Regions from separate parts of the Homo sapiens genome. Here region 2 is linked to region 1. Evidence: chromatin loops called from intact Hi-C (ENCODE). Cell type or tissue: heart left ventricle. All regions are shown on one strand. Each heading gives the region's core, and the rest is flanking DNA. Links, peaks and the distances in the headings are about the cores only.

Region 1 (16,108 bases), core at 4,882-12,881:
TTAAAAAAGTATATTTGTTAGATTAAAAAATTATATGTATATATAAATAATGGAACTCATATTCCATTACTCACTCCAAAGATTGCACCACTTGGCTCACCTGAGAATGCATCTGCCCTACACGTTTTCTTTATGTTTTGTAGTGCTTTGTGTACCTTTGGCTGCATTAGAAGTTTTCATCCATAAAGAATGGAGAGAGTGTTTTATGCAGAGTATGTTTTGGTGGCTAGTGTTGGCAGGATCTGATAGATCTTGGGGTTGGATGGGTAATGATAGACAGGGGACTTAGAATAAATTTTTTTTTTTTTTGAGACAATGTCTCACTCTGCTGCCAAGGCTGGAGTGCAGTGGTGTGATCGTGCCTTACTGAAGCCTCAACTTCCCCCTGCTCAGGTGATCCTCCTACCTCAGCCTCCCGAGTAGCTGGTACTACAGGTGCATGGCACTATCCTTGGCTAATTTTTGCATTTTCTGTAGAGATGGGTTTTTGCTATGTTGCCCAGGCTGGTCTCAAACTCCTGAGCTCAAGTGATCCATCTGCCTTGGCCTCCCAGAGTGCTGAGATTTACAGGGGTGTGCCACCATACCTGCCAGAAGTATATATATATATAATTTTACATATATATATATATTTTTTAGATGGAGTCTTGCTCTGTAGCCCAGGCTGGAGTGCAGTGGTGCAATCTTGGCTCACTGCAACCTCTGCTTCCCAGGTTCAAGCAATTCCCTTGCCTCAGGCTCCTGAGTAGCTGGGACTACAGGCACGTGCCACCATGCCCGGCTAATTTTTGTATATTTGGTAGTGATGAGGTTTCACTATGTTGGCCAGGATGGTCCTCAATCTCCTGACCAAGTGATTCACCCACCTCGGCCTCTCAAAGTGCTGGGATTACAGGCGTGAGCCACCGCAGCCGGCAAAAATCTTAATGTCAAAAAAATCTCATTTTGAAATGTTGTGTTCTTTTCCCTTGAAAGTAAAATCATAGGCCAGGCACGGTGGCTCATGCCTGTAATCCCAGGACTTTGGGAGTCCGAGGCAGGCGGATCACAAGGTCAGGAGTTCGAGACCATCCTGGCTAACACGGTGAAACCCCATCTCTACTAAAAATACAAAAAATTAGCCGGGCGTGGTGGCGGGCGCCTGTAGTCCCAGCTACTCAGGAGGCTGAGGCAGGAGAATGGCGTTAACCCAGGAGACGGAGCTTGCGGTGAGCCGAGATCGCGCCACTGCGCTCCAGCCTGGGGGAGAGAGTGAGACTCCTCTCAAAAAAAAAAAAAAAAAAAAAGTAAAATCATAGCATGTAGGATACCACACAATAAAACAAAATGAACATTTAAGCTAAGCTTTTATGTCTCCATTTCTAAATCAAATTAATCAAACAGTAAACACAGGAAATCACTCAAAGCAATGATCAAATTTAAGTAGGCAAATATTTGTAAATGTCTTAAGTAACTCCATCTGATCCCTGAGATCTCCGCTAATAACTCTGAGGAAAATACTTGGCAAAATGGGAACTCATTAGATAACTGTAGTTCATATGTTAGAAATGAAGAGCAAAATGACCAATACTCCAAATAGTCCTACTTCACGAATGAAAAGCTGTTTTGTTTTGTCTTGTTTAGACATCCATACATGTGCTCACACTACATAACAAACCTGTTTGTCCAGGCTAAATGCCTTTCAGCCTATTATAGAGGGTTTTAATTTTGAATAAGCAAAATATGCCTTAAATGTGAAAAGGGAGGTTTGTTTCTACCCATAAAGCTATCTGAAGGAATACAGCTTTGAAATATTCACATCTGCAAGGCATTTTGTTCAAGAAACCAAGGTAACTAAACAAATCACGATTATAAGAAAATTCTATAGACATAAGGGAGTAGCTATAAGCAGTAGGAAGAGCAGTAGCACCTGGGATAAGCAGTTCAGATTTTCTTTGCATAGACAAGGCTTCCTTATATTGAACAAATCATACTTATGCTTGGGCCTGTGGGCTCCCAAGTGGTTACGGGTGTTCCAAGAGATGGGTGGCACAAAATGAAACAGTAAGTTAAGGAGGAAAAAACAGAGCCTTTTTTTTTTCAATCTAAAAGCTTTGTACTGTTTAATACATGGATTGACAGTCAATTGCATAGAAGGCAGTTACAGAATAGTGGTCAAATTAAACTCCCAAGCTAGTCTACCTGGATTTGTGTTCTGACCCTTCTATTTAAACACCATTGACCTTGGACAAATTACTAACCTTTCTGTGCCTCCATTTCATCACCTATAAAATTGACAATGTAATGAAATGAGTTGAACTCATAAACTTGTTATGAGGACTATATGGGTTAATATCCATAAAACAGTTAGAACAGTGCCTGATGCAAAGTAATCACTGTGTAAATATTTATCCCATTAAGTGGAATAAAGATTATAAATAGTCATTTTTGGCAAATCCATTATGTATTTGCTATCAATTGTTATTTACATATTATCCTAAGATCCTCAGACATATTTGGAAGAAGAGACAAACATAAAAACACAGAAATCAAGACCATCCTGACCAACATGGTGAAACCCCGTCTCTACTAAAAATACAAAAATTAGCCGGGCATGGCAGTGCATGCCTGTACTCCCAGCTACTTGGGAGGCTGAGGCAGGAGAATTGCTAGAACCCGGGAGGTGGCAGGTGCAGTGAGCCCAGATCGCACCACTGCACTACATCCTGGGCGACAGAGCGAGACTCCATCTCAAAAACAAAAAACAAAAACAAACAAACAAAAAACTATTATTCTAGTTTCAAAAGGAACTAATAAATTCAGTGTGAGTCAGTGGCTTACACAAGTTATGGTGAGTCCCTAAATGGTACCATTTGGCAAAAAAGACACTCTTTACTGGTCAGAGATAGAAAATAAAAGGAGAACCCAGTTCAGTCATAAATTTTATACTAAAAACACAGGAAGTCACTGAGGTTCCTGTCTCAAGCATAAATTTCATTTCTCAGACCAACAGAGTCAGAGATGGTCTGCCACACCAAGAGCCAGGGTCTCCAGGCATGTTTAGCTCCCCCAGTTACTGCCCCCAGCCCTATTGTTCTAATGTGTCTCGCAGTTGGCTGCATGGGGCAGCCCCACAGGGAGCCCCTGACTACCCTCCACCTAGACACACAGAGAACCACTCCCGTTCTGCCCTTTTCCAGCGTCTTCCTGCTGCTGCTGGTGTGGGAAAAACTCCAGCCTTTAGACATGGAATGGAAGCATCTGTGGAAAGCCCAGCAGCTGGGAAAACCACCAAGGTGGCCCTCCTGCCCCCATGTGACCTTAATTAAATGGCCCCAATTTATTGACTTCCTTTGATTCATTTTTGCTAAGTTCAGTCAGTTTTTTTTCCCCATGAATATTTTCTTTTGAAAAGGCAAGAATATTGGGCCAGGCACGGTGGCTCATGCCTGTAATCCCAGCACTTTGGGAGGCCGAGGCAGGTGGATCACCTGAGGACAGGAGTTCAAGACCAGCCTGGCCAACATGGCAAAACCCCGTCTCTACTAAAAATACAAAATTTAGCCAGGCATGGTGGGGCGCATCTATAATCCCAGCTACTCAGGAGGCTGAGGCAGGAGAATCACTTGAACCTGGGAGGTGGAGTTTGCAGTGAGCCAAGATTGTGCCACTGCACTCCAGCCTGGGCAACAGAGCAAGACTGTCCCAGAAAAAAAAAAAAAAAAGAATATCTTAGATGAGTAAATTCTTTCAACCTAATTGTTTTTCTCCTAATACCTAGTTGAGACTAGCCAAATCTGAGTTCAGTTTTCACTTAATAAGCATGCATTGAGCACCTCTGAATGTGCCAGGCATACTAAGTGGGCCAAATAAAGACCATAAAAAGCTTCATAGCAGCACGAGTCAGGTTTTGCCACCAAATGAGCTTCCCCCATCTGCTGTGCAGAGGGGATTTATAGGGGGAGAAAGATATTAAACAAGCAATGGCAGAAGTGATAAATGCCATCAAAGAGGAACGAAAAGATGCTGCCCCAGCTTCCAGGAGAGGAACTGAACCTGAGGTCATGGAAGAGTAACCCAAGTGGAGACTTGAAGGATGGGTTAATGTTAGCCAGGAGAAGGAGAGAGGAGGGTGTCCTGGGCCCCAGTGCAGAGATGGTGACTGCAGGGATGTGGGGGCAGCCTGACCTTGGAAGGTTTTATGGATTTGCATCCTCATGCCTAGTGAAATGACAGGTTTTAAGAAGGAGAATAGCCTCAGCTGACCTGAATTTTAAACAATCCCTTTGGCTGCAGTGAGAGAAAGAAGTGGACAGATGGAAACCAATTAGGAATCTGTTCTGAGTCTAGGCAAGGGGTAACGGAGATTTAACCCAAGTGGTGTCACTGGAACTGGGGAGAAGTGGAGAGATTGAGACACTCAGGAGACAAAGCCATAGGACTCAGTAATGTAGCATTTATAGGAGGTAAAGAAGAGGAAGACTTCTGGCTTCTGGTTTGAACAGTAAGATGGTTGGTGAAGTCCTACACTGAGAAGCAGTGTTAGGGGGTACAAGGATGAGTCTTAGTCCAGAAATGCTGCTTCTGAGGTGCCAGGGAGACATCTGAGGGATGCAGCACCTGGAGGCAGGGAACGAGCAGGGAAGAGACGTCCATCTGGAGCCATCAGCATCAAGGCTAATCACCTGGCAAGTGTGTGAAGAGTAAATGAGAAGACAACCAGCACTTAACGGAGATAGGCAGTGGAACTGGTGGGCCAAGGAGACTGTGAAGAAGCAAGCAGGGAGGTGGGAGGTGAGCAGGGCGAGTGTGGTGTCACAGAATCAAGGTCAATGAAGACACTGGGTGAAGTGTGCCTGGATTTGGAGTCCTGTACCTCATTTGTTGTGTAGAACAGGAGCAAGACCTGGCCTGGGTGACATGCTGAGCAGCATGCAGGCCCTGCCAAGGGTGAAAGCATGATCCACCCACGGTGGCATCAGGCCACCATGATGTAACCTTGTCACTCAGCCTTAGCAACTTGGGTGCAGTGGGTGGCTGGCAGATGGCTGGATACAGGCAGAGCTGGGGTGTGTCCTGGCAGGCGTATCAAAAGGACGAAGCTAAGGAGTTTAGGATATTGGCAGGAGGGTGGTTAAAGGGATGAACCATGGAATCTAAGCTGGATAGAAAAGGAAGTGCAAGGAGGGAAGTGGCCAGTGGCGGAGGAGAAAGCCAAAGGAAAGGGACTTAAGGAGAGGAAGTGGGTAAATTTGCAGCAAGGAACACTGGGGGTTACAAAGTCAGGCTTGTGTAGTCAGGGGACACTGGGCTTACCAGGGATAAAGATAAAAAGCAGGCTGGGCGCAGTGGCTCATGCCTGTAATCCCAGCACTTTGGGAGGCCGAGGCATGTGGATCACAAGGTCAGGAGATCGAGACCATCCTGGCTAACACAGTGAAACCCCGTCTCTACTAAAAATACAAAAATTAGCCGGGCATGGTGGTGGGCGCCTGTAGTCCCAGCTACTCAGAAGGCTGAGGCAGGAGAATGGCATGAACCCGGGAGGCAGAGCTTGCAGTGAGCCGAGATCGCGCCACTGCACTCCATCCAGTCTGGGCGACAGAGCGAGACTCTGTCTCAAAACAAAACAAAACAAAACAAAGATAAAAAACGAACGAGACCATTTCTGCCAAATTAAACTACTTAATAAGACCAGACTTTCCCCCAAGAAAAGGGAAAGAAATGCAAAGAGCAGCATAGGGAATTAATGGAATTGTCATAACCCTGTTTCTTCATGATTAGGTGGGGCATTACATAAAGAATACAGAATCCCAATACATTTTTAGAACTCTTGCTTTGATTTCTCACTAAAAAGGCCCCATTCCTATAATGAATGACTTAAGAGAAGAGACATGCTCAGCTAGAGGAGGACAGAAGTTGCTAATTTGGGATTTGGCTTTGAATTCCAATAATCTCTGCCATTAACTTACCATATGATTTAATAATGGGATTTTAAAAATCTAATATAATGTTTATTCAGCACTTCCTAAATGCCAGGCACTATCCTGAGAGTGTTACATGTTGATTTCGTTCAATCTCCACGACTCTGAAGTATGTACTTGTATTGCCCCTATTTTACTGATGGGGAAATGAGATGTAAAGAGGTTAAGTAGGTTTACCAGTACTCTTAATTTTTCAGCTAAGGGTGATAATGCCAATTGGTACATTATAAGGCATGAACCATAAAAATGATGGTACAATTCACCTAAATTTCACCTAAATTCTAAATAATTTTGATTACATGAAGGATTTGATTTAAAATGTTAAAAAAATCTCAATACAAACCTGTATTTCTCTGAATTAGCATGCACTCCTCCTTTGCAGAAAAATGGCTTCTGCTTGAAATGCCAAAGTCAAAGCAGTACTTATTCTTCCCCATGTCAAACAAAGTACAGTTAAAAATTGTCCTCCTCTCTCCCAGGGGCAGGCTGTTTTCAGCCAAGTGAATGGTCCTCTTCCCAGGGTATCTGGGGGCCTCCTTGAAGACAGTGACCACTCCTTGGACGAAGGTGCATGGTGGAGGCAGCACTGTCACCTCTACCCCGGACTCACATGTGAGTTCTGGCACCATCACCAGTTTGTATCCAAATTTCTGGGCCAGGTCAATGGGTCCTGTGGAGGTAATGACTGAGTCTCGCCCAAGCAGCTTCAGCACCACGGTGACATAGGCTTCTGGCCCCAAGGGTGCACAGCCAAACTCAACCCACTGACCTTGAGCAAGTTCTGTCCTTTTGCTGGTTCTTATTTCCAGCGGCTGTCTTGAATTTCTTCTTGCCTCAGGAAGACTGTTGGTGAAGATGACATCCACTACGATGTTGGGCTTGTCCACAGGAAACGGGCACAGTGGTTGACTGGTAAATAGGCCCACTTGGAAGGTGCCTTCTGCTGCCTTGGCACTCCTATTCAAGTCAACGTGAAAGACAGGCCATTCCACCTTCAGAAAGGCACTTTTCTCCCACCAGGGGAATGGAGTGCTGTTGTCTGTTGCTTCTGGAGTCATTGTGAACCAGTAGTCACCAGCCTCCTTGAAATAGAAGCACTCAAACTTTAGTGTTCCCTGGGACTGGTTGGTCAGGAGGTACTTGGTAGTTACAGTCTGATTGGTGTTGGCCTCCAACAGCAGGACAGATACATTCCTCAGTGTCCCATTAGCACCATCAAAATACTGGAAATCCACATACACTGTGTCGTTGCTTAGTGCTACATGGCCTGGCTCTCTCAAGAGAAGATATTCAGCTTCTCCAAGAACTGAAATGAAGTGGTCAGAATTGGTTTTTAAAAGGTGCATTTGAGAAGAACTATTAGTGACATTGATGAAAACAGAATTTTTAAATTTTTTTTTGAGACAGGGTCTCATGCTGTCACCGAGGCTAGAGTGCAGTGGCGCAATCACTGCTCGCTGTACCCCTAACATCTTGGGCTCAAGCGATCTCCCACCTCGCCCTCACGAATAGCTGGGACTACAGGCACATGCCACCACACCCAGCTAATTTTCTTTTTGTAGAGACTGGTTTCAAACTCTTGGGCTCAAGCAATCCTTCCACCTCAGACTCTCAAACTGCTAAGATTATAGACATGAGCCACTGCACCCAGCAGAAAACAGCATTTTAGACAAGAGAAGTTAGAACTGAGCCAGGGATGATGTAAAATGATACTGAGCACAGATCCTGGAAGCTGGCCATTGTGCTCTTTCCATGGAAGTGGTTCTGTTCCTTCTTCATCTTTCATAGTTAGGTTTAAAATAATTAGTGGTAAATACTCTGAATTCACAACATTCAACAATGTGATATATCTGCAATGAAAATCTATACAGCCAGAATAATAATTTTTAGGATTAAAAACCCAGTATCTCATATTGTTAATCAAAGATTCTGGTGTTTAGATATTTGGGGAAAATGGATATACAGTGAAGAGAAAGCTTGATTTAAATGACACAATACAAATTGTTCTGGATTATTTTAAATGTAAGACCCTAAATTTATTTCAAAGTTATTATTTACTGATATTCAAGACAAGCACTGGGGAATTTTTACCAATAAAGGAATCAGTGTCCTCAGTTTGTATGAGGCAGACATATTTAGATGGATAAGAAATGTTGACACTTTATGCTGCATGGATAACCGAAGGGATAGGGTGAACATTTCTGAAATAACTAGGCTTGTCCTTGGCAATTTAATGACATTACAGCAACTTTTATTTGCCTAAATAGGACAGATGACTACTACTTCTCAAGTATCATTCTGTAAGGATCAATCATATCTTTTAAAAAGAGACCCAGCAGAGCAGCCTAAGTGAAAAGTGCAAAGAATAGACACACAAGAATCCTTGTTTCTATTTTGAATCCCATCCAAATATATATCAAAGGAGGCAGAATTTGGCAATACAACAGTCAGCTGGCCCGTGGCTAGGGTAAGAAACAGTTCTAGATGTAAGGGATTGAAGTTCCCTTTAGGTTTGAAAAACAACTTGTGGAAGTATGAATTTATTATTCTTATTATATATGCCTCATGAATATATATGTCCAAAGGGGCCCATGTGTTTTTTTGTTTGGGGTTGCAGTCTTTAAAATACCCTTATATATATGCAATCAATGATTATTAGAATCAGCACATGAATACCTTGGCACACAGAGGAGTTTTTAATTAGCACAGCATTTCACCTAGTTCTCATTTGAGATGAGGTGAAATAAAAGACATAAAACTTGGATGACTTGAATGCTTGATTATCACTTGTTTGAAAACCATAATAGGATAAAGTTCTTTTTTTCTCCAATTAAGCAAAAACAAGTTGAGGGATATTCCCTTTTGTTTGGAGATGACTCAAAGTTGAGGAAGGTGGCTGATTCTGGTGCAGCTTGTGTACTGGATCAGACCCAACCTGGTACCTTTCTTGAACTACTGTGTAAAGAGACCCCAGCACTTACCACAGCCCAAGCAAGTGCTTAAGACTGAGAACAAAGTCATACTAATTTGGATCTGAAGGGGGCAGGATGGTTCTGTGGTCCATTTAAGAATAAGAGGCATACACCACTTAGTTAACTAATGAAAGTCTATTGCAGGCTGGTCCGATGGTAGCAGGTTATCAGAACTTATTAACATTAGTGTCACCAAAGTTGGTATATGACCCCCAACTACTAAATTTGACTGGCTTAAAAAAAAAAAAAAAGCAGTCTCTTGTGTATGACAGGGATTGTCAGTGAAGCAGATCAGATTCTGATTGATGGGAGCCAGTCAATGAAAAAGACACACATGCCCCGTTGGAAATGGAAAACAAAGATGCAATTGATGAGTTCCAGCAGCAGCAGATAGGAGGTATGTACTAGAGGGAGAATTTGCTACTTTAGAGCTCCTGTTAGAAAACTACAATTTGGGCCAGGCACGGTGGCTCACACCTGTAATCTCAGCACTTTGGGAGGCCGAGATGGGTGGATCACCTGAGGTCAGGAGTTCAAGACTGGCCTGGCCAACATGGTGAAACCCTGAATCTACTAAAAATACAAAAATTAGCTGGGCATGGTGATGGGCGCCTGTAATCTCAGCTACTCAGGAGGCTGAGGCAGGAGAATTGCTGGAACCCGGGAAGTGGAGGGTGCAGTAAGCCGAGATTGCACCATTGCACTCCAACCCGGGCCGACAACAGCGAGACTCCATCTCAAAAAAACAAACAAACAAACAAACAAAAAACTACAATTTGGTTCTACCACATCCTGACTACTGTAATATACAGGTAATGCTAAATTTTGATCAGTATTAAGTAGAGATAAAGCAGGGTAAAACAGATCTACGACAATACCTACTTTTTTTATCAGTGGCTTGTGCACTCAACCTCTATGCTCTTTTTTTATGCTCATTCAACTTTCATTTTCATATTCCAGTAAGAAATTTTGCTATTAACAACAAACACCCTTGTATAATTTGTTTAAATGGAGAATTTCGATGCTTTATTTATCATTATGAAACCAAGAACACATACTTTTTTGTAGAAGGCTGTTACATGTAGAGTAATCTGTGTTTTTTTGTTTTTGTTTTTTTGTTTGTTTGTTTTTGAGACGGACTTTTGCTCTTGTTGCCCAGGCTGGAGTGCAGTGGCATGATCTCGGCTCACCACAACCTCCGCCTCCCGGGTTCAAGTGATTCTCCTGCCTCAGCCTCCCAAGTAGCTGAGATTACAAGTGCGTCTCACCACATCCAGCTAATTTTTGTATTTTTAGTAGAAACGGGGTTTCACCATGTTGGCCAGGATGGTCTCAATCTCTTGACCTCGTGATCTGCCCGCCTCGGCTTCCCAAAGTGCTGGGATTACAGGCGTGAGCCACTGCATCCAGCCAGAGTAATCGGTTTTTAAGAAGGGATAAATTACTTTTTTTTTTTTGAGACAGAGTCTCGCTCTGTCACCCAGGCTAGAGTGCAGTGGTGCGATCTCGGCTCACTGCAAGCTCTGCCTCCCGGGTTCACGCCATTCCCTGCCTTAGCCTTCCGGGTAGCTGGGACTACAGGCACCTGCCACCACATCCGGCTAATTTTTTTGTATTTTTAGTAGAGATGGGGTTTCACTATGTTAGCCAGGATGGTCTTGGTCTCCTGACCTGGTGATCCGCCCACCCCGGCCTCCCAAAGTGCTGGGATTACAGGCATGAGCCACCGCGCCCGGCCAAATTACTTTAAAATAAATGAATCCCACACTGGCTTTCCTTAAATCCGGTGTCTTCTTGTATAAATAAACTTCTTAAAAAAGAAAAGACTGAGAAAGGAGGTCTACTGAATGAAATGAACAGCACAGGCTCTGGTCCATTTAACCAGCTATGCCATTCACATTACACAAGCCAGTGTCCTCTATATCTTGGATCACAATTTCTTTACCAAATTCAAAAACAACTTCCACTGCCATGCAATCAACTGCTTAGATGTCTATGAAATATTTGGAAATCATCAAAAGTAGTGAAGATTATATCATATTGTTGACTCTATTGTTCAGTAGTTGTATAAAGCTCTCTGAGAAATGAACTCAATTTTTAGGTGAAACGAATGACGAGAACAGACTTTAAGCACCTACTATTTGCTCATTCAGGGTGTTTTGCACTCTTGATATTATCATAACAACCCTGTAAAGTCAATATTATTGCTGAGATTGAAAGAGATTAAGAAACTTTTCTAAGAGCACGCAACTTTCAAGGATTGAAATTCAGATTGGGTCCAAATGTATGTTAGCACCAAAACTCGGTCAAGTGAAATCTTATGTAGAACCCTAATATACACAACATCATTGCATGTGTGTATGAAGTGATTTATCACACTTAATTACTGGGAAATCAAAGAGAACTCAAGGTAACATGCTTGCCTCCAATTTGTTAAAATTTGAGAGAGTTGGTTTTTTTATTTTTTTAAGAGTTAAAAATATAAAATGAAATACGAATCAATCATGCAGAATCACTGAAGCATAAGAGAACCCAGGGTTGCAAGGGTCACAGTTGAGAAAGCACTGCACTATATACCCTACCCTGCCTCCTTCAGGAAGAGTCATCAACATCAATGCATTTATAATGTCATCTTTATGTCTTATTGCTACCAGTAGCGTTAAGTATACTCACAATACTCACCATAGTCACAGAGTACCACCAACAATAGATTTGAAAAGTCTTTCAACATTGGTTTCATTCTGATTGACAAAATCCCAGGTCTTTAGTCTCCTCATGTCCTTTCTCACGTCCAGATTGTGATTTTTTTCCCCAAAAACACCTGAAATTAGAACCTCAAAAAATGATGGCTCCGTTCAATGTGATTGATAAAATAGTAATCATTAAATGACAAAACCATTCTAAAACTCAAACTTTCTAAGTGATATTGAAAGGAAACTAGAGAGGACACTAATTTTCCCTGGGGCAATGACTTATAATTATACAAGCCTTTTTCATTCCATTATAACTCACAGGTCAAGAATATGCAGGTATGCCCAACACCCACTAAAATTATCTTTGCACAACACCAAAGTCTCTTCTCTTTACAGCACATCCTGACGTGGAGAGTTTATTGTTATTTGCTTAATTTTATCAAAGTTAATAGCCAATTTGGATACATTTTCACATTATTTATCTGCTTGGCATTTCACACTGATCAATTTACTAAATTTCTGCTAAACTTTAATTTAGCATTGTGCTGTGTATACCCAAATGCTCCCTGCCTGGCGTCCACAAATGGGCTAACATTTCCTTGCACAATTGGTGTGTTACCAGGATTGCTTCATTTATCAATTCCTAGGAGCTACATCCAAGTGATCAAAGCTTTTTTAAAAAAAAGATACCCCAGAATACTACAATTAAATATGAACTCCATGTGGCCCTGACTTCCCTTGTTTAGGGCAGCCTAAGGAGAAAACAGACAAATAACAATCATCTTCATCAGTCCTGCAATACTTGTTGCTGCTGGTATGCATCACGAGATCGGTGGTTCACACAGCAATCTTCCCAGTCTACCTAAGAGGGCAGGGAAGACCTTGCTGGCCTGTGGTTCAGTTATTTGTTGGAAGAAGCACTTATTTTATTTTATTTATTTATTTAGAGATGGAGTCTCACTCTGTCGCCTAGGCTGGAGTACAGTGGCGAGATCTCGGCTCACTGCAAGCTCCGCTTCCCGGGTTCACGCCATTCTCCTGCCTCAGCCTCCCGAGTAGCTGGGACTACAGGCGCCCACCACCATGCCCAGCTAATTTTTGGTATTTTTAGTAGAAACGGGGTTTCATTGTGTTAGGCAGGATCTCGATCTCCTGACCTCGTGATCTGCCCATCTCAGCCTCCCAAAGTGCTGGGATTACAGGCGTAAGCCACCGCACCCGGCTGGAAAAGGCACTTATTTTTATATAGACTATTCAACTATAGAATAAGATACTGGGCATTTAAGACAGTTCTTTCATACTAGAGTCTAGCAAACTATGTATTAATATTAAATATAACCAAATATGTACTTTCTTAATGTTTAAGGTCCCCCCCATTATTCACATTTTTTTTTTTTTTTTTTTTTTTTTTTTAGACAGAGTCTTGCTCTGTCACCTAGCCTGGAGTGCAGTGGCATGATCTTGGCTCACTGCAACCTCCACCTCCCAGGTTCAAGTGATTGTCCCACCTCAGGCTTCTGAGTAGCGGGGATTATAGGTGTGCACCACCACGCTTGGCTAATTTTTGTATTTTTAGTAGAAACGGTGTTTCACCACTTTGGCCAGGCTGGTCTCAGATGTCTGGCCTCGTGATCTGCCCACCATGGCCTCCCAAAGTGCTGGGATTACAGGCGTGAGCCACCACACCCAGCCCACAGTTAATCATTTTAATAAGCAAGTATATTATATTCCAAATACATGTTACATCTTTTCAGATAAGAGCACAAATTAGTGGAATTAAGAAGACTGATTGAAATAAGCCAGAATTCAATGGAAGGGAAACTGGTGTGTCTTATTAGCTTTCTTTCAGCAAGAGCTGCTGAACAAAGGAAATACTGTACTTCCTGAAAGGGAAACAGAGATTTGAAGTGTAACTATGCAGATTAGGGCTCCTTCCTCTTCCCCGCCACCCCCACCCAAAAAAAAGAAAAGAAAGGAAAGAAGAAGAAAATTGTTTTGGGTGGAATTAGCCACAGACTTGACCCAATTCTTTCCTCGAACATGGACTGGGAAACCTGGGCAAAGTCAGCCAGTAAGATCCTTGCAGAACACATCACATCACTTGGGCAAGTGTGAGCACTTAAGACAATTACAATGCTTCTTTTAAGTCACTGAGACCTGGTAACCAAACTAAGAAGAAGCAAGCTCCCAAAAGTTGAACTGGCTTCTCTCAGATTTGTTTGCTTCCACGACAATAACATTTTTATTTTTGAAGCCCCAAATCATTACTGATTTAGTGATTATAACACATTTTCTTTCTTATGAAAATGATCGGTAAAACATAGAATGGTGAGACAATCTATATTTAGAGCTGAATGGAAAAAGACTTATAAAACAGACCAGCCTACTTGTCAATCATAATATGGAATATGATCATAACATTAGTCATAATATGTCTCTTTAATTTCTTTCTACCTTGCTTATTTTCTTTCAACATGTTGTTCTCAATACCTCGACTGACTTCTTACAATGTTTGCATTGAGAATTGTTCTAAGAAATTAAGAACTTAGATATATTTTATACACATTTGAAAATACTTCTACCTAGCATTCTTGTATGTAAACTTTAGAGACAAATTCTAAATGCATCAGCTGAGAAGGTGGGGAAAAGTTGTGAATATTCTCAATGGCTAACAGCATCACCCAACCTGAGACCCCATGTTTTTGCTGAAACCAGCTAGGACAAACGCTTCTAAATCTCCCTTCATAGCTGCAGAAAAAGTAAATGAATTACACTAATGTCCATGGGACCAATGATTCGTGAAAGAATAAAATGGAAAACGAAGCAGTTATTTTGTCCCTTCTGACCAACATGCACATGCTTGTGTGTATATATACCAATAGTATTTATTGGGAGGAAATCTCTAGTTCTAAAGCAGCTCGTGTAAACAGGCTTCATTTATCTGTTCATTCGAGTTTGCTCTGCCCTGGTCCCACAGGTTGGGTGCAGCGTTCCTGGGACGCCCTGGCTCGCCCCATCTACTCAGCTTCCCAAATGCCCGCAAGCCCAGTTCACGCCTGGAAGTCTACCCCTCGCGTCGTCAGCTTAAAGCCCTCCTTAATGAGGACCGTCTTTAATTTAATTTAATCCTTGTATTTCATACTTTTTGTATATCAGAAAGGATTTCTTTTTGGAAAGAAACAGTAGCTCAAGACGCGATTTTTCAAGGTTCTGTGGCCAGTCTCAGTCACTCGGCAACATCTGAGCCAAGGCAGAGCCAGGTTCACTTAAATTCGGGACTCCGAAGTGTGGAGACCAATACCCCTTAAAAGCGTCCCCTGGGGCCGAGGCGGGTGTGGGGAGGGGCCGCCACCGTCCACCTGCGCCTTCAGGCTGCGGTGAGGTGGCAGAGTCCGGAGGCATTTCCCGACCCCAGAGGAGCCTCCAAGAGTCTCGCGGCACGGGCGCGAACACCAGGATGCGGAGGGCGCTTCTTACCTTTCGAGACTGACGGGCAGCAACCCCAGGCCGTCCGGGCGCGTGGCGAGGCGGACGGGAAGGCTCAGGGGCGGCGAGGTAGAGCGCCAAGCATCCCGCGTCCCAGACTGCACGCCCTGACCCCGCGGCGTTCGGCTCCCACAGCCCCGCGGGGCCCGCCCCCGACGGCGTGGGGAGGGCGGGCGCCGGGAGGGCGGGGGGCACACGGGACCGGGCGTGGTCGGTTCCCGCCCCTTCTGGGCAGCGCATCCTTTCCTGCCGGTCCCCAGCTCGCCAGCTGCTGGACAGGAAACAGGCAGGAAACGCGCGGCCAGCCAAGGTCCTGCGGGAGGGGGTGCGGCCCCGGCAGACGCAGGTCCCCTCAACACACACCCGCATCCACAGCACACAGCCGGACCAGGGGTTTAACGAAGGACGAGCGAGCAATCTCCTGACACTTCACATTCAATCACTTCTACTCTAGTGTCATTTTCTTCAGGGAGACCACAAAAATAAGTCCTTGAAGCGGCACAGCATGTGGGCTGTAAACTTGCTTTCCCAAATGTCACTGAAGAGTTTCAAAAGAACATAGTTCAGGTAAAGTGCATCTCCATTTTCTTTCCCTGGGGTCAGAATTGGTATTAAAAATAACTAAACATTTTAAAAACTCTACTCTGCAAGTGTTAAAGTTCTTTTTATAGGAATGTGAATTAGTTCAGCCACTGTGGAAAGCAGTTTGGAGATTTCTCAACTAAAAACAGAAAGATCATTCGACCCAGCAATCCCATTACTGGGTGTATGCCCAAAGGAAAATAAATCATTCTGCCAAAAAGACACCCGCACTATGTTTATCACAGTACTATTTACAATAGCAAAGACATGGAATCAACCTAGGTGCCCATCAACAGTAGACTGGGTAAAGAAAATGTGGTACATACACACCACGAAATACTAAACAGCCATAAAAAAAGAACAAAATCACGTCCTCTGTAGCAACATGGATGCAGTTGGAGGACATTATCCT
Region 2 (16,108 bases), core at 3,087-11,086, 56 kb before region 1:
GTCTATATGCATTATGAATTGGAAATATTTTTCCCAATTTGTTATCTAACTTTTTATTTATTGTGGATTTTGCCACACATTTTTAAACAATTTAATTCATCAGTCTTCTAGTTTTAGGAGGTCTTTTGCTATATTGTGCTTTTTAAAAAAACTGTAAAGTTATAAAAATTATTCTCAATGTTTCTTTGACTCATTTTATTGTTTTATTTTAAAATTTAAATCTTTTGGGCCTGGCACAGTGGCTCACACCTGTAATCCTAATGCTTTGAGAGGCTGAGATTGGAGGAGTTTGAGACCAGCCTAGGCAACAGAGTGAGACCCAGTTTCTAGAAAAAAAAAAAAAAAACCTAACAATTATCCAGGTAGCCAGGTATGGTGATGCACACCTGTAGTCCCAGCTACTCAGCAGACTGAGGAGAGAGGATCACTTGAGTCCAGGAGTTCAAGGCTGTAGTGAGTCTCTGGACTCCAGCAGCCTGGATGACAGCGTAAGACCCTGTCTCTTAAAAAAAAATAAGAATCTTTTATTCATCTGAAATATACCTTGGTGTAAGATATAAAGTAGAGCTAAACTAATTTTTGTTCCAAATGGCTACTCATTTATCCCAACACCATTTGTTGAATTTTCTATTTATCACTAAATTGAAAAGCCACCTTTATCTTTGTGTAAAGTGCCACATGTATTAGGATCTATTTATAGACATTCAGTTCTGTTTCACTGATCAGTCTATTTAATCACGCTTTTTTTTTTTTTTTGAGACAGAGTCTCGCTCTGGAATGCAGTGGTGCGATCTCAGCTCACTGCAACCTCTGCCTCCCAAGTTCAAGCAATTCTCCTGCCTCAGCCTCCTGAGTAGCTGGGATTACAGGCATGCATCACCACACCCAGTTAATTTTGGTATTTTTAGTAGAGATGGGGTTTCACCGTGGTGGTCAGGCTGGTCTCGAACTCCTGACCTTGTGATCTGCCTGCCTCAGCCTCCCAAAGTGCTGGAATTGCAGGCGTGAGCCACTGTGTCCAGCCTTAATCACACTTTTTATGGTGTGGAGAGGTAGGCGACAAAGGCCAGCATTGACTTCTTTGAGGTGTAAAATTTTGGTTGAGGTATAACAAACATACAGAAAAGTGCACAAATCACAAGTATAAAGTTCAATGAGCATTCACAGTGTAAATACACAGTACAGTATGTACTCAGCACTCATAACCAGTACTCAGACCAAAGAGCAAAACATTACCAGTACCTAGAAGTCTCCTTCTAGTTACCGCCCTCCTGAGGCTAACCACTGCCTGACTCACTTCTGATTTCTAATAGGATAATTCATTTAGGAGTTGAATTATTCAGTATACTCTTCTCTACCTTCTTTCCCTCAATATTACACTTATGGGATGCAGCCACTTTGATGCATATAGTTGTAGTTCGTTCAAACTCATTGCTGTAGAGTTTCCCACTGTATAAATGTAACATGTTGTATTTATTCATTCTACTGCTAATGAACATTTGGGAATTATTGATTTTTTGCTATTAAGAATAGTGCTTATGTGAACATTTATACATATTGTTTCATGAACTTGTGTTCATGTTTCTGTTGGATGTGGAGTTAGGAGTGGAATTACTGGACCAGAGGGTATACATATGTTCAGCCTAAATAATCAAACGGTTCTTCCAAAGTGATCATGCCAGTGTCAGAGTTTCCAGTACTCCACATCCCGGCTCACACTTGGTATTTGTAGCAGAAGATGTCGGTGGCCATCCATTTCCACTCAAGCTTCCCTATTTCAGTTCACACCTGCACCTTAATCTCTGCCTGAGGGTTTCCCTGGCCATCAGAACCTTCTAGGTCCTCACTCAAAACAGGCCAGAAGGGAAGGGGATTAATAAGCCCTGAGCAGAGATCTCAACCAATGACTGATGCGCCGTGGTTTATGCATACCCTAGCTCCCTTGACCTTGGGACAGGAAGACTCTGAAGCACATGCTCTACACTTGCTGTCAGAGCTCTGCAGTGGGAGAAAGCTCTAGCTGGCACTGGTGATGACATGCTTGATAATATAGCTGGTATCTGTGGCCTTCCCCTCCCTGTCTGTTTTCCACTTCCCTGCAGGTATTTTAAATCCTTGTCTCACAGAGTTCACTTCTGTGGGAATCCAAACTAAGGACAATCTATTTTTCTTTATTTTGGCTATGGTGGAGCCGGGGGTGATTAGAGGGAGAATATGTCTTAAAACACTCCTAATGGGGGATGGTGATAATGCAAGAACAGTTGAGAAAAACTGGCTTAGATATACGATTCGTATCAATTTTATTTTTGTGTATAGTGTAAGGGGAGGGGTCCGGTTTCTTTATTTCTTTTCTATTTTGCATATGTTTATCCAATTGGAAAAGCACCATCTATTGGAAAGACTTTTTCCCCCATTGAACTAATTGCCTTAACACCATGTCAGTAATAATTGACTATGTATATATATGGGCATATATATATATAATATGTGTATAGTCTGGTCTTTGTTCTATTAGCTTGTTGGCTTCTTTATCAATTATTATGCTAACACCATACCATATGGATTACTACACCTCTACAGTAAGACTTTTTTTTTTGAGGGTCTCACTCTGTTACCCAACAAACTTGATTCTTCCAACCCATAAACATGGCATATTTTTTCATTTATATGGGTTTATGATTTTTTAATAAATAGGTCTATGTATTTGATGTTATTGCAAATGGTCCTTTTTATTTCATTTCTCAATTGTCTCTTGCTAGTATATAGAAATACAATTGATATATATACATATATATGGGCATCATTCTGGTTTCTATTCTGTTCTGTTGGCTTCTTTGTCTATTATTATGCTAATATCATACCTATAGATTACTATACCTCTATAGTAAGACTTTTTTTTTTTGAGACAGGGTCTCAGTCTGTCACTCAGGCTGGAATGCAGTGGCACCATCTCGGGTCCCTGCAACCCCTGCCTCCTGGGCTTAAGCGATTCTCTCACCTAAGCCTCCCTGGTAGCTGGGATTACAGGCTCACGCCACCACACTGTGCTAATTTTTGTATTTTTAGTAGAGATGAGGTTTCACTGTGTTGGCCAGGCTGGTCTCAAACTCCTGAGCTCAAGTGATCTCCCCACCTTGGCCTCCGAAAGTGCTGGGATCACAGGCGTGAGCCACTGTGCCCAGCCTTTAGTAAGTCTTAAATAATGCCGGGCATGGTGGCTCATGCCGGTAATCCCAGCACTTTGGGAGGCCAAGGCGGGTGGATCAGCTGAGATCGAGAGATCAAGACCATCCTGGCCAATATGGTGAAACCCCATCTTGAACTCCTGGGCTTAAGCAATCTGCCTGCCTCAGCCTCCAACAGTGCTGGGATTATAGGCATGAGCCCCCATGCCCTGGAACTTTCTTAAATCCTCATATGAAAGCATTATAATTTACTTCTTTTTTATGCTTCCAGACTTTCTCCACTCTTTCATATTCAATATTCTTTTATCGGCATAATACACCTTATTATATTTATGCATGCGTATTTATTTTTAACTGAATAATGTGCTTGTTATATTGCTTAAAGTTTTTTTAAAAAACTAGTTTTAGAACATAAATTATTTTTATTGTTGTGTATTATAGGATAATGCTCATAATATTTAATCATTAAACTTGGCCTTTATAAAAAATAAAGTATCACACTTAGATAAGCATGTATAAGTAGAACAAACATGAAGCTTATATAGTAACTATATTTCTTTATTTTATTTTCCCTTTGTTTTTTTTACACATTCTTAAATACAAGTGCTTTGTTTCTATAGGAGATATTCTCAACATGGGATGTGCATCTAAGTTATGAAGCATAACAATTAAATAACATCCATAAACCCATGACCTCATGCAGAATGAAACATTTCTAGTCCCGTGGAAGCTACAGGACTGCTGGAATTTCTTCTCTGATCCAGTCCCCTTGCTTCGCAACAGAGGTGACCACTCTTCTGAAGGTTATGTTCATAATCCCTGTGCTTTTCTTTATAGTCTAGATATGTATCTATGTATAGACAGGGGAGATGTAGATGTAAATATAGATATATCTGAAAATATATTACTTTGTGACAGTTATTTTTAAGCTTTATACAAATGGATATCGTGCTGAAGTGGTATTTACCTTGAAGCACACTGTGATCATGACATATTTTGATGTTCACTTCCCATGTTTAGGTTCCTGCTTCTCCACGCCAATGACATGGTGAGAGAATAGAGGGGAAGCTGAAGACAAACAACATAAACTTATGTTTGAAAAGCACCTTTTACTCTATGAAATAAAGTGAGTGTAAGCAGTAAATGGAACAACAAGCTTTCAGAGTCACTGCAGGGCAAGAGCTGGGGAGGGAAGAGCTGGCTGGTCATGGAGGATGCACTGGAGTGAAAAAACATCACTCAATTGGCCAGGACATTCCAGGACATCAGGGAGACCACACAACAGCTAGAGTGTCTCTTTTCATCCAAATGACCGCAACACCTCTCCAGCAAGGGCACAGAACTGGGCTGAGGCTGAGTATTGCTGAGGCAATACCATTTAGAACATAGGCACAGGTAAGGATTTCATGACAAAAACGCCAAAAGCAATTGCAACCAAAGCAAAAATTGATAAATGGGATCTAATTGAACCTAAGAGCCTCTGCATAGCAAAAGAAACTATCATCAGAGTGAACAGAGAGCCTACAGAATGGGAGACAATTTTTGCGATCTGTCTGTCTGACAAAGGCCTAATATCCAGAATCTATAAGGAACTTAAACAAATTTACAAGGAAAAAAACAAACAACCCCATTAAAAAGTAGGCAAAGAACATGAACAGACACTTCTCAAAAGAAGGCATTCATGTGGCCAACAAACATATGAAAAAAAAGCTTAACATCACTGATCTTTAGAGAAAGGCAAATCAAAACCACAATGAGATATCATCTCATGCCAGTCAGAATGGCAATTATTAAAAAGTCCAGAAACAACAGATACTGGCAAGGTTGCAGAGAAAAAGGAAAGCTTTTACACTGTCGATGGGAATGTAAATTAGTTCAACCCTTGTGGAAGACAGTATGGCAATTCCTCAAAGATCTAAAGGCAGGAATAGCATTTGACGCAGCAATCCCATTACTGGGTATATACCCAAAGGAATATAAATCATTCTGTCATAAATATACATGCACCTGTATGTTTATTGCAACACTATTCACAATGGCAAAGACATGGAATCAACCCAAATGCCTATCAATAATAAACTGGATAAAGACAATGTGGTACACATACACCATGGAATACTATGCAGCCATAAAAAGGAATGAGATCATGTCCTTTGTAGGGACACAGATGGAGCTGGAAGCTGTTATCTTCAGCAAACTAACAGAGGAACAGAAAACAAAACAACACATGTTCTCACTTATAAGTGGGCGCTGAATGGTGAGATCACATGGACACATGGCAGGGAACAAAACACACTGAGGCCTGTTGCGGGGAGGGCCTGATGCAGGGAGGGAGAGCATCAGGAAGAACAGATAATGGATGCTGGGCTTAATACCAAGGTGATGGGTTGATCTGTGCAGCAAACCACCATGGCACACATTTACCAATGTAACGAAACTGCACATCCTGCACATGTACTCCAGAACTTAAAATAAATGTTGAAGGAAACAAAAACAAAAAAGAGGCCGGACGCAGGAGCTCACCCCTGTAATCCCAGCACATTAGGAGACCAAGGTGGATTGTTCACGAGGTCAGGAGTTTGAGACCAGCCTGACCAACATGGTGAAACCCCATCTCTACTAAAAATACAAAAATTAGCCAGGCACGGTGGGGGGCACCTGTAATCCCAGCTACTCAGGAGGCTGAGGCAGGAGAATCACTTGAACCCGGGAGGCGGAGGTTGCAGTGAGCCGAGATCGCGCCATTGCACTTCAGCCTGGGTGACAGAGTGAGACTCCATCTCAAAACAAAACAAAACAAAAAGCAAAAATAGAAAATCCTTTATAAATATTTGTTAAATTGGTAGGATTGTTAGCATAATTTACAAAAATTTTATTCATATTATTCTATAACATATCTAAATAACATTCATGTTAACAAATATCAATGGTTCTTTGATTTAAAAGTGGTGAAAAACAAGCTAATCGTAAGTTTTCTATACACCCATATATTTTCCAATAGCATGACACTGTCCAGATATTTAGAAATAGGCTATCCGGAAAAGAAAGAACTTGCTGAACTCCAGAAAATATAAAGTAGATACAATTCAAGGTTTTTGAACCTTGGAAAAGGAAGGATAATTTTCTATAAATAATTTTTTCACAACTGTGTTTCTTATATTCATACCCGGGTATCTTAATTGGTGTATTACCAATTTGCTTCACTAGATGGAGATATGAGGCCCAATAACTATAAATTTCTTCAAAAATGAAGCATAACTCTTGATATTTTGAAAAACATAATTTATTTGTAGAAGAGAAACTACAGCTTGTAAGACTCTTCTTAAGGGAGACGATCTTCCATGTAATACATTGTTGGCCCCAGGGAGAAACGTTTGCTGGGATTGATGGTGAGTAGTTTACTAGTTAATATTTCATCAGTGTACTGAGTAGATTTTTTCATTTATTCACCCACTTATATGTTCCTTTTTTTTTCTTTTGAGATGGAGTCTTGCTCTGTCGCCCAGGCTGGAGTGCAGTGGCGTCATCTCGGATCACTGCAAGCTCCGCCTCCCGGGTTCAAGTGATTCTCCTGCCTCAGCCTCCAAGTAGCTGGGACTACAGGCGCCCCCCCCCACCCCCACCACAGCCCGGCTAAGTTTTTGTATTTTTAGTAGAGACGGGGTTTCACCGTGTTAGCCAAGATGGTCTCGATCTCCTGACCTCGTGATCCGCCTACCTCGGCCTCCCAAAGTGCTGGGATTACAGGCGTGAGCCACAACCCTCCACCTATATGTTCATTTTTTTATTCATTGACCAAACACTTAGTTTGCCCGACACTGTTAGGCATTGGGATACAAAAATAAGGACACAATCCCCACTCCTCAAGAAGCTCACAGTCTCCGTCAAGTAGGGGAGAAAAGTATGTAAACTATTAATTAGAATACGTTCAGGGCAGAATTATAGAATGGGTTAACACAAGGTTTGCTGGCTGCACGAAGAGAGAAACAGCTGGCTCTTATTGAGTAAGAGAACATGCTTAGGATGAGTTTCAAGGGGTGAATAATTCAGAGGCAGTCCAGAATGAGAATAAGACTATAGCAGTCCAGACAACACTTGGTGAGGGAGTTCGCTTGAAGGAAACAAAAACAAAACCAAAAATAAGGCCGGGCGCTGAGGCTCACGCCTATAATCCCAACACTTTGGGAGGCCGAGGAGGGCGGTTCACGAGGTCAGGGGTTTGAGACCTTCCTGACCAACATGGTGAAACCCCAACTCTACTAAAAATACAAAAATTAGCTGGGCGAGGTGGCACGCACCTGTAATCCCAGCTATTCAGGAGGCTGAGGCAGGAGAATCTCTTGAACCCGGGAGGCAGAGGTTGCAGTGAGCTGAGATCAGGTGGGTACCTGTGGGAATAGAAAGGAGGAGATGAGTGCACAAGATGTAGAGAAGGTAGAATACGTTAGACTTAATGGCTCAATGATTGTTGGAATCAAACGGGAGGAGGAAATTTTCTAGATAGTTTGAAAAAAGCACTGTGGAAGTCAGGATAAAAATTCAACATGACTAGGAGAAATTGAAAATAATTTTTGTTTTTTGAGACGGAGTCTCGCTCTGTTGCCCAAGGGGGAGTGCAGTGGCGCCATCTTGGCTCATTGCAAGCTCCACCTCCCAGGTTCACGCCATTCTGCCTCAGCCTCCCAAGTAGCTGGGACTACAGGTGCTCGCCACCAAGCTCAGCTAAGTTCTTTTGTATTTTTAGTAGAGACGGGGTTTCACAGTGTTAGCCAGGATGGTCTTGATCTCCTGACCTTGTGATCCACCCGTCTTGGCCTCCCAAAATGCAGGTGTGAGCCACCCACCTCTTCCCGGCTGAAAATAATTTTAATAAGCCACCTCTATTCATATCTTAAATTGTAAACTGCCTTCCCACTCCCTTTTCTTGAGATCTCACCCCATTTTCTGCTTACTCTGGCATGTAGACATATTCTTCCTGCCGAATGAGTCAGTCTCAGTCTAGATTTGTGCTGACATGTCTTAAATTTCCTGTAAAAATAAGAAACTAGTACATTATCTCTCTCTCTTTCCCCCTTTTCCTCTATCTCTGTCAAAGACACACACCATGCACATACATGCACACACACTGACAAGGATATAGAAAAAGTATAGTGTCATCTTTATAGAAAATGTATGGAATTACTGTGCATAAAGCAGAGAAACAATCCTGTACTCATAACATACCCCAGGAAACTGTGCAGTTGTTACTCTCGAGTGTTCTTGGATTCTGAAATGGAAGATAGGACTTACTGCAGACATTTCATACTCATCTATTTGGAATAGTTCTTCTAGGTTTTTTTTTTTTGTAAAGTCCTATTATTTATGGAAAGATTGGAAATCTAGAGTTTTTTGTTTGTTTCCAGTCTTTCTCTTAATTTCCGTGAATTTAACTCGGTTCTTATCTAACATTCATGTGTTTAATTTTATTCATCCCTAACACAGGGCATATAATAATACACACCCAGTGAGTGTGTGAGACTCATGGAGAAGCAGGTTTGCCATGACCCCATAAACCAGCCCAGACAGCTGACAGAGGCAACTTGAGGTGGGGGGAGAGAGAGAAGAAAAGTTGAAGTCACAGAGAGCACTTTCCCTACAGGCAGAGTCAAAAGAGGCAGAAAAATGTAAACTTCAAAAATTCTGGACTTGCTTTTAAAAGCTTTGTGTTTTTTATTTGCATAGTGATGAAGAAAAAAGAATTTAGCTGTGCATATTTGAGTTCCATCTAGAGATTCTCCCAGCCTCCCTATCCATCTCGTCATCTGTATCCACATCATCTCTGTTTACATCTATACCCTTGTCTACGCTTTAATCTACTTCCATTAGCTTCTCATCTTCCTCATGTCTGGATCATGCTGGTGGTACAAATAGGGTGGACAGAGGAGCACTGGGAGTAACATAAACTATGTTTGACGACTGGAACAAGCTCAACAAGTACAGACTCCACCTGTCTTTGCAGTATATTTTTGAAAAACTTTGTACAGGGTTCAAGTCTAAATTGTTTCAGATATAACGTGAGCCAATGGAAGGAGCACAAGAGGTTTACATTAGAAGGTCTTGGTTCATAGAGTTCCTTGGAAAAGTGGTTGATTCCAGGTCTGGGTCAGGGAAAATCTAATTGAGCATGAAAATCTTGTGATATCAGAAAATAAAGAAGGACTCAAAACAACAACAGCTACTCCCCAATGACAGAGTCAAAAGGATGAAGAGCCCACCATTGGAGTTTCCAATGGCCAAAGTCGGAACAGTTTGACCAAGAAAATAATGACAATATTTGATTCTAAACTAGTGGAATAAAATAAATATCCATCAGTCCATATATATCAGCATAAATAAATAAGTGAATGAATAAATACATAAATAAATGGGGGAGAAGTGATACTTCTACCTTACAGGAGAATTGTAATTAATGAATGCAGGAGAAATGAGGAAAATACAAAGTCACTGTTGGGTGGACAGCACAATAATAATTGTTGCAGACAAGATCTACTGGTAGTCTAAAATCATTGGGTGAAAGTTTGAGGTAAAACAGGATATTAGCATAGTCTCAGTGTATCTCCTCCAAGATATCTGTCAATCACAAAAGAAAACATAGTAGGTGTACAGTGGAGAGACCTGCCAGATGCCAGTGTTTTTTTTTAAATCTTTTTTTTTTTTTTTTTTTTTTTTTGAGACAGAGTCTCACTCATCGCCCAGGCTGGAGTGCAGTGGCAACATCTTGGCTCACTACAATCTCTGCCTCCTGGTTCAAGCGATTCTTCTGCCTCGACCTCCCGAGTAGCTGGGATTACAGGCATTTGCCACCATGCCCAGCTAATTGTTTTGTATTTTTAATAGAGATGGGGTTTCATCACGTTGGTCAGGCTGGTCTTTAACTCCTGACCTCAGGTGATCCACCCACCCCGGCCTCCCAAAATGCTGACCCTGACTCTTCAAAAGGGTCAAGGTCATAGAAGGCAGAGTGTGAGACAATCTCTCAGATTGGAGAAGTCGGACAAGTGGTACCTAAATGCAACATGGGATTCTGAATCAGAACATACAGAAAAAAAAAAAAAAGACACAAGGGAGAAAACTCATAAAATTCAAATTAGGTCTGTAATTTAATAGTATTGTACCAGTGTGAATTAAGTTAATTTTCTGGTTTTGATCATTTAACTATGGCTGCATAATTATTAACATTAGGGAAAGCTGGGTGAAGGTTATACATAAAGTCTCTGCACTATTTTTGTAACTTTTCCATAAGTCTCACGTTATTTAAAATTTTAAGTTTTATTTTTTAAGACCTTGGCTCGAGTCTGAGCTCTAACACTTATTAGCTCTGTAACCTTTCTGGGGCTCAATTTTCTTACTAAACAGTGAGTTAGGATGGACGACCCTTCGGCTCCTTCTGGAGAGCTATGGAGAGGTTCTCTTACCCACAATGTTTGCCTTCCTTTACTTCAGCAAGCTACACAGTCACTGATCAGCAGTTGTGGAAATGCAGAATCTTGAAAATTGTCATGAAATTTTATTTACAGGTATTAATAATTTATCTCTGAGGTTCAACTTTCCACCTAAATGCAGAGTGATGCAGGACTGTAGAATTATTCCCAGCTTGTTGGGTGTTAGAAGCTGCTTTAACAGATATTATGCCAACAGAAAATTCACCTAAAAGTCTTGTTAAAGAGAGTGTTTAGACTAGAAGAAAACACAAAAATACAATATCACCTACTAAAGAGTAGTGGAATTATGAGTGGTCATTTTGTTTCAAAGTTTCCTTAATCTTATCGTTGTCTTTTTAGGATTAAAAATATGTTTACCAAAAAAATGCTTGTACTTGGAATAGATAGACGTATTGTTGAAACTTACCAGCTCTCTGATCCTAGCAACCAGGAAGAATATCCCGGGAATGCTTTGGCAGTTAAAAAATAAATCAGCTTGGCAGTGATCACTTCCCTTGATACCCTCCCACACGCCCACATACACATTTCTCTTGACCACTACGGACATTCCAGGCTCTCTCCTTCCAACAGCATCTGCCTCCCTGTGAGAATTCTTCCATGGGGCCTTCATCCCTGCAGAAACACAGCATCTAATTAAAATAGAAATCTGAGTTCAGGGATGCAATACCTCAAACTAGGAGGGTTCTCCTTTTCATTAGGCTATCTAATTTCAGCAAGATTTTCTTTAGTCTTTAAAATCAGAAGACCTCTTCCTCTTGGCCATTCCACCTTTTTCTCTTATTTCAAAATTCTACTTATCATGCTTCTTCTTCAACACAACAAAGTGTCTTTAATACTTTACCTCTCCTTGTACAGTGTTTGTTATAGGAAGTTTAGTTTTTTTCTTTTATTTTTTCAAGTTTACTGGAAAATTTCTATGATCAAATCTTCAGAGAGCTGAGCTGAGTGTGGTGGCTTGGGCCTGTAGTCCTAGCTAACTGGGAGGCTGAGACAGGAGGATTGCTTAAACCCAGGAATTCGAGGCTGCAGGGGGCTATGATCTACCACTGCATTCCAGGCTGGGTGACAAAGTGAGACCTCATCTCTTAAAACAACCAAACAAAAAAATTGGCCCAGCATGGTGGCTTATTCCTGCAATCCTAGTGCTTTGGGACGCCGAGGTAGGAGGATCACTTAAGGCCAGGAGTTCAAGACCAGCCTGGCCAATATAGTGAGACCCTGTCTCTAAAAAATATAAAAACTGAAAACAAAAATAAATATAGAGTAGAAATAATCCAGAAAACTCTCTGAGAGCCCCTTTAGAATGGTTTGCTTTCAGAAGAACTAGCAAGACCTTTTTACGACCTCACCCTATGAAGTGCTCACACCCACGTGACTCAAGGAAAGCACATGCTCTCTGAATTACTCAGCATCATTATAGCAATAAGAGAATGACACGTGGGCAGTAATGGTGCTAAGTCATTACCTGTTGGTACTGCATGACTCGCTTTAGTTGCCTAAAGCTCCACATAGTTGTTTAATGTCAGTCATTTTCTTGAAGGTTGCTCTTTTACCACCAGTGCCAGGCTCTACCATGGAGTGGCTTTAATTGTTGCCTGGATTAATCCAGATAGCTGATGTTTTAGCCCTTTGAGCACCAAAACAAAAATATTTTCTAAACTGTTCTCTGTGGAATTTTCATGTATTTATCCTTCCTCACATTTAAAATAGAGTATATTACATTTAATTTAACATTTCTGGATGAGTCCTATTATAAAGTGTGATGCCCTTTGTCTAGAAAAATATATAGCCATGTCTGATTCATGGCTCAATTATTCTAGGCCCACACTCTTTTTTAATTCTTAGGTCATACTTTTAGTGTTTTTTTTTCACCTTCGCTGTCAAGGTATCACCCTACTCACTATTACCAGTGTGCCGCATTGTACTTTTCAGCTACTTCTAATTTGATGTAGGCTTGAAAATGAAATATGTGAGATCATAAAATAACATGTAAAATAAGAGTCCTATAGAGAGGCATGTGTGATAACCTCTCTCATTAATAACATACATGAGCTTTGAGTATGATCCAGGAGAAGTGAAGGAAGCTAGAAAGAAAATAAAATGATTCATTGGACTTGATTCTTGAAACTGTCTTTTTTGAGCAGCCAAGTTACAAAAACATAAGATTATGTTATTCTTTGAGATATATTTCACACACAATAAAAAGCACAGATCTTCAGTTTACAGTTTAATGAGTTTTGACAAATGTATACACCTTCGTAACCCAAAGCAGGATACAGAGCATTGGCATCCCCCCTGGAAGCTCCCTTGCGCCCTTTCTTGCCAATGCCCACACCCTACACACACACACCCAGAGGCAATAGTTGTTCTGATTTCCATAGCTATAGATTGGTTTGCTTGCCTTTTAACTTTACGTAGATAGAATCATATCATGGCCCAGAGTGGTGGCTCACACCTGTAATCCCACCACTTTGGGATGCTGAGGCGGGCAGATCACGAGGTCAGGAGTTCGAGAGCAGCCTGGCCAACATGGTGAAACCCCATCTCTACTAAAAAGACAAAAATTAGCCGGACATGGTGGCAGGCACCTGTAATCTCAGTTACTTGGGAGGCTGAGGCAGGAGAATCGTTTGAACCCAGGAGGCAGAGGTTGCAGTGAGCCAAGATCATGCCATTACACTCCAACCTGGATGACAGGGAAAGACTCCATCTCAAAAAAAAAAAAAAAAAAAAAAAAAAATCGTACCATAAGCACTCTTCTATTAACATATTATCTAGCTTCTTTTGTTCAATATATTATGTTGGAGGCTCACATTGTTGCATGTATTCAAGGTTCTCTTGCTTTGTTGACTAATAGTACACTGTACAATATAGTACACTTTGTTTATCCATTCTTCAGCTGACAGAATTTGGGTTGTTTACAACTTGGGGCTATTAGGAATATAGCCCTATGAATATTTAAGTACAAGTCTTTTTGTGGACATACGCTTTTATTTCTCTTGGGTAAATACTTAACAGTGGAATTTTTTTTTTTTTAAGACGGAGTCTCGCTCTGTCGCCCAGGTTGGATGCAGTGGCGCGATCACCGCTCACTGCAAACTCCGCCTACCGGGTTCACGCCATTCTCCTGCCCAGTAGCTGGGACCACAGGCTCCCGCCACCACGCCCGGCTTATTTTTTTGTATTTTTAGGAGAGACGGGTTTTCACCGTGTTGGCCGGGATGGTCTCAATCTCCTGACCTTGTGATCTGCCCGCCTCGGCCTCCCAAAGTGCTGGGATTACAGGCGTGAGCCACCGCCCCGGGCAGAGTGGAATTTTTATTTATTTAAAGGGTCCAATCTTACTACCTTTTTTTTTTTTTTTGAGGTGGAGTCTCGCTCTGTCGTCCAGGCTGGAGTGCAATGGCGCGATCTCGGCTCACTGCAAGAGCCGAGTTCACGCCATTCTCCTGCCTCAGCCTCCCGAGTAGCTGGGACTACAGGCGCCCGCCATTACGCCCAACTAACGTTTTGTATTTTTCGTAGAGATGGGGTTTCACCGTCAGGATGGTCTCGATCTTCTGACCTTGTGATCCACCCGCCTGGGCCTACCAAAGTGCTGGGATTAGAGACCTGCGCCTCCGCGCCCGACCACTACTTGTTTTTATAATGACTCATATGCACAAAATAATTTCTTAAACGCTATTTATTGGCTTTTAACTTTTCTAACCTATAGACAAAACAAGTGAAATGTAACTATAATTATAGAAGAGACTAAACAGTGGAGAAAAGAGCATGGTAGGTAAGAGGAACAGCATGTGCAGAGGCCCTGAGGAGGAAACAGCTTGGTGTATTGAAGAACCTGAGACCATGTGACTAGAGTACAGTGTTTGAAAAGAATAGTGGTAGGAGGGGAGGATGGCTGGAGTCCAATGAAGAACAGCCTAGTAGGCCACATTAAGCATGTGCGCCTGATGAATAGTTTTAGGAAGTAGAGTCATGTGATTCATTATTTTCTGTGGAGGGAATGCAAATATAAAAGGGGAAAGGGCTGGGCGCGGTAGCTAAGGCCTGTAATCCCAACACTTTGGGAGGCCGAGGTGGACGGATCACGAGGTCAGGAGATGGAGACCATCCTGGCTAACCCGGTGAAACCCTGTCTCTACTAAAAATACAAAAAATTAGCCGGGCCTGGTGGCGGGCACCTGTAGTCCCAGCTCCTCGGGAGGCTGAGGTAGGAAAATGGCGTGAACCCGGGAGGCGGAGCTTGCAGTGAGCCGAGATCGCGGCACTGCACTCCAGCCTGGGCGACAGAGGAAGACTCCTTATCAGAAAAAAAAAAAAAAAAAAAAGACAGCCTAGTAGGCCACATTAAGCATGTGCGCTTGATGAATACTTTTAGGAAGTAGAGTCATATGGTTCATTATTTTCTGTGGAGGGAATGCAAATATAAAAGGGGAAGGGGCTGGGCACGGTAGCTAATGCCTGTAATCCCAGTATTTTGGGAAGCCGAGGTGGGTGAATCACCTGAGGTCGGGAGTTCGAGACCATCCTGGCCAACATGGTGAAACCCCGTCTCTACTAAAAATACAAAAATTAGCTGGGCGTGGTGGTGCGTTCCTGTAATCCCACCTACTCAGGAGGCTGAGGCAGGAGAATCACTTACACCAGGGAGTTGGAGGTTGCAGTGAGCCGACATTGCACCACTGCACTCCAGACAGGGGACAGAGTGAGACTCCATCTAAAAAAAAATACAAAAATTAGCTGGAAATCATAGCAGGTGCCTGTAATCCCAGCTACTCGGCAGGCTGAGGCAGGAGAATCACTTGAACCCGGGAGGCGGAGGTTGCAGTGAGCCGAGATTGCGCCATTGCACTCCAGCCTCGGCGACAGAGCAAGACTCCTTCTCAAAAAAAAAAAAAAAAAAAAAGAAAGAAAAGAAAGAAAAGAAAGAAAGAAAAGAAAAGAAAAAAAGAAAAGAAAGAGAACAGAAGAAGCTCCTGTAGTAAATCTTCAGAGAGATGGACATGCATTAGGGTAGAGATGAAAAGACCTGGGCAAATTGAAACATATTTTGGAAGTAGAATTTGAGCTTATGGCATCTACAAAAACAAACGAATATTCATCGTAAAAAACAAAACAATAAAAAATTCAAGTAAATTACCAAGTGATAATTCTGAAATCTTAATTTGTTATTTTTTGTGGCGGTGATGGGGCTGATGCTTTTCTGTGAGTTATTGAAAGAGGTCTTTCCAGGACAGCTAAAAGAAATTAGGCTAAGGAGAATTGGTAAATTTAAAAGCAAATAATGAGGTAGAAAAAGACATTAAATCATTTTATTTTAAGTATCAAAAATTCAGACCTAAAACAGAGACATGAGATATCAATGAGTGATGTCTTACTGTAGCCAGTCTTATTAAGCTTTATTAGAAGTATGGGCTCACAGACCTACTTCTCTTGGCT

What was found. Hi-C counts contacts between places; a loop is a spot of excess contacts. Peaks named below come from ENCODE experiments on the same cell type or tissue, not always from the same donor. Only the 100,000 strongest peaks of a DNase experiment are listed, where the experiment ranks them.
Region 2: it touches region 1 in a loop (2.0-fold over the local background); 7 of 110 quality-filtered maps call a loop at or near these places.

Annotation. Positions count from the first base shown.
Region 1 is chr13:52,390,926-52,407,033 of GRCh38, forward strand. It overlaps THSD1 (thrombospondin type 1 domain containing 1), which reads right to left and starts at 15,247. Exons shown (of 5, transcript NM_018676.4): 1 at 15,106-15,247; 2 at 11,618-11,756; 3 at 6,307-7,269. The coding sequence starts at 11,675. It also overlaps the pseudogene RNY4P24. RefSeq lists a silencer at 15,177-15,336. In heart left ventricle, for the core only: a CTCF peak has its summit at 9,019; a DNase peak (open chromatin) is centred at 4,996.
Region 2 is chr13:52,337,088-52,353,195 of GRCh38, forward strand. It overlaps LINC02333 (long intergenic non-protein coding RNA 2333), which reads left to right. Exons shown (of 3, transcript NR_120400.1): 2 at 3,806-3,970; 3 at 4,206-4,796. LOC105370207 (a long non-coding RNA gene) reads right to left here and starts at 11,617. Exons shown (of 3, transcript XR_007063810.1): 1 at 11,188-11,617; 2 at 8,138-8,213; 3 at 7,484-7,573. RefSeq lists an enhancer at 11,167-12,366 and a silencer at 12,017-12,146. In heart left ventricle, for the core only: no CTCF peak of the experiment used is centred there; a DNase peak (open chromatin) is centred at 6,724; H3K4me3 peaks cover 1,107 bases; H3K27ac peaks cover 1,300 bases.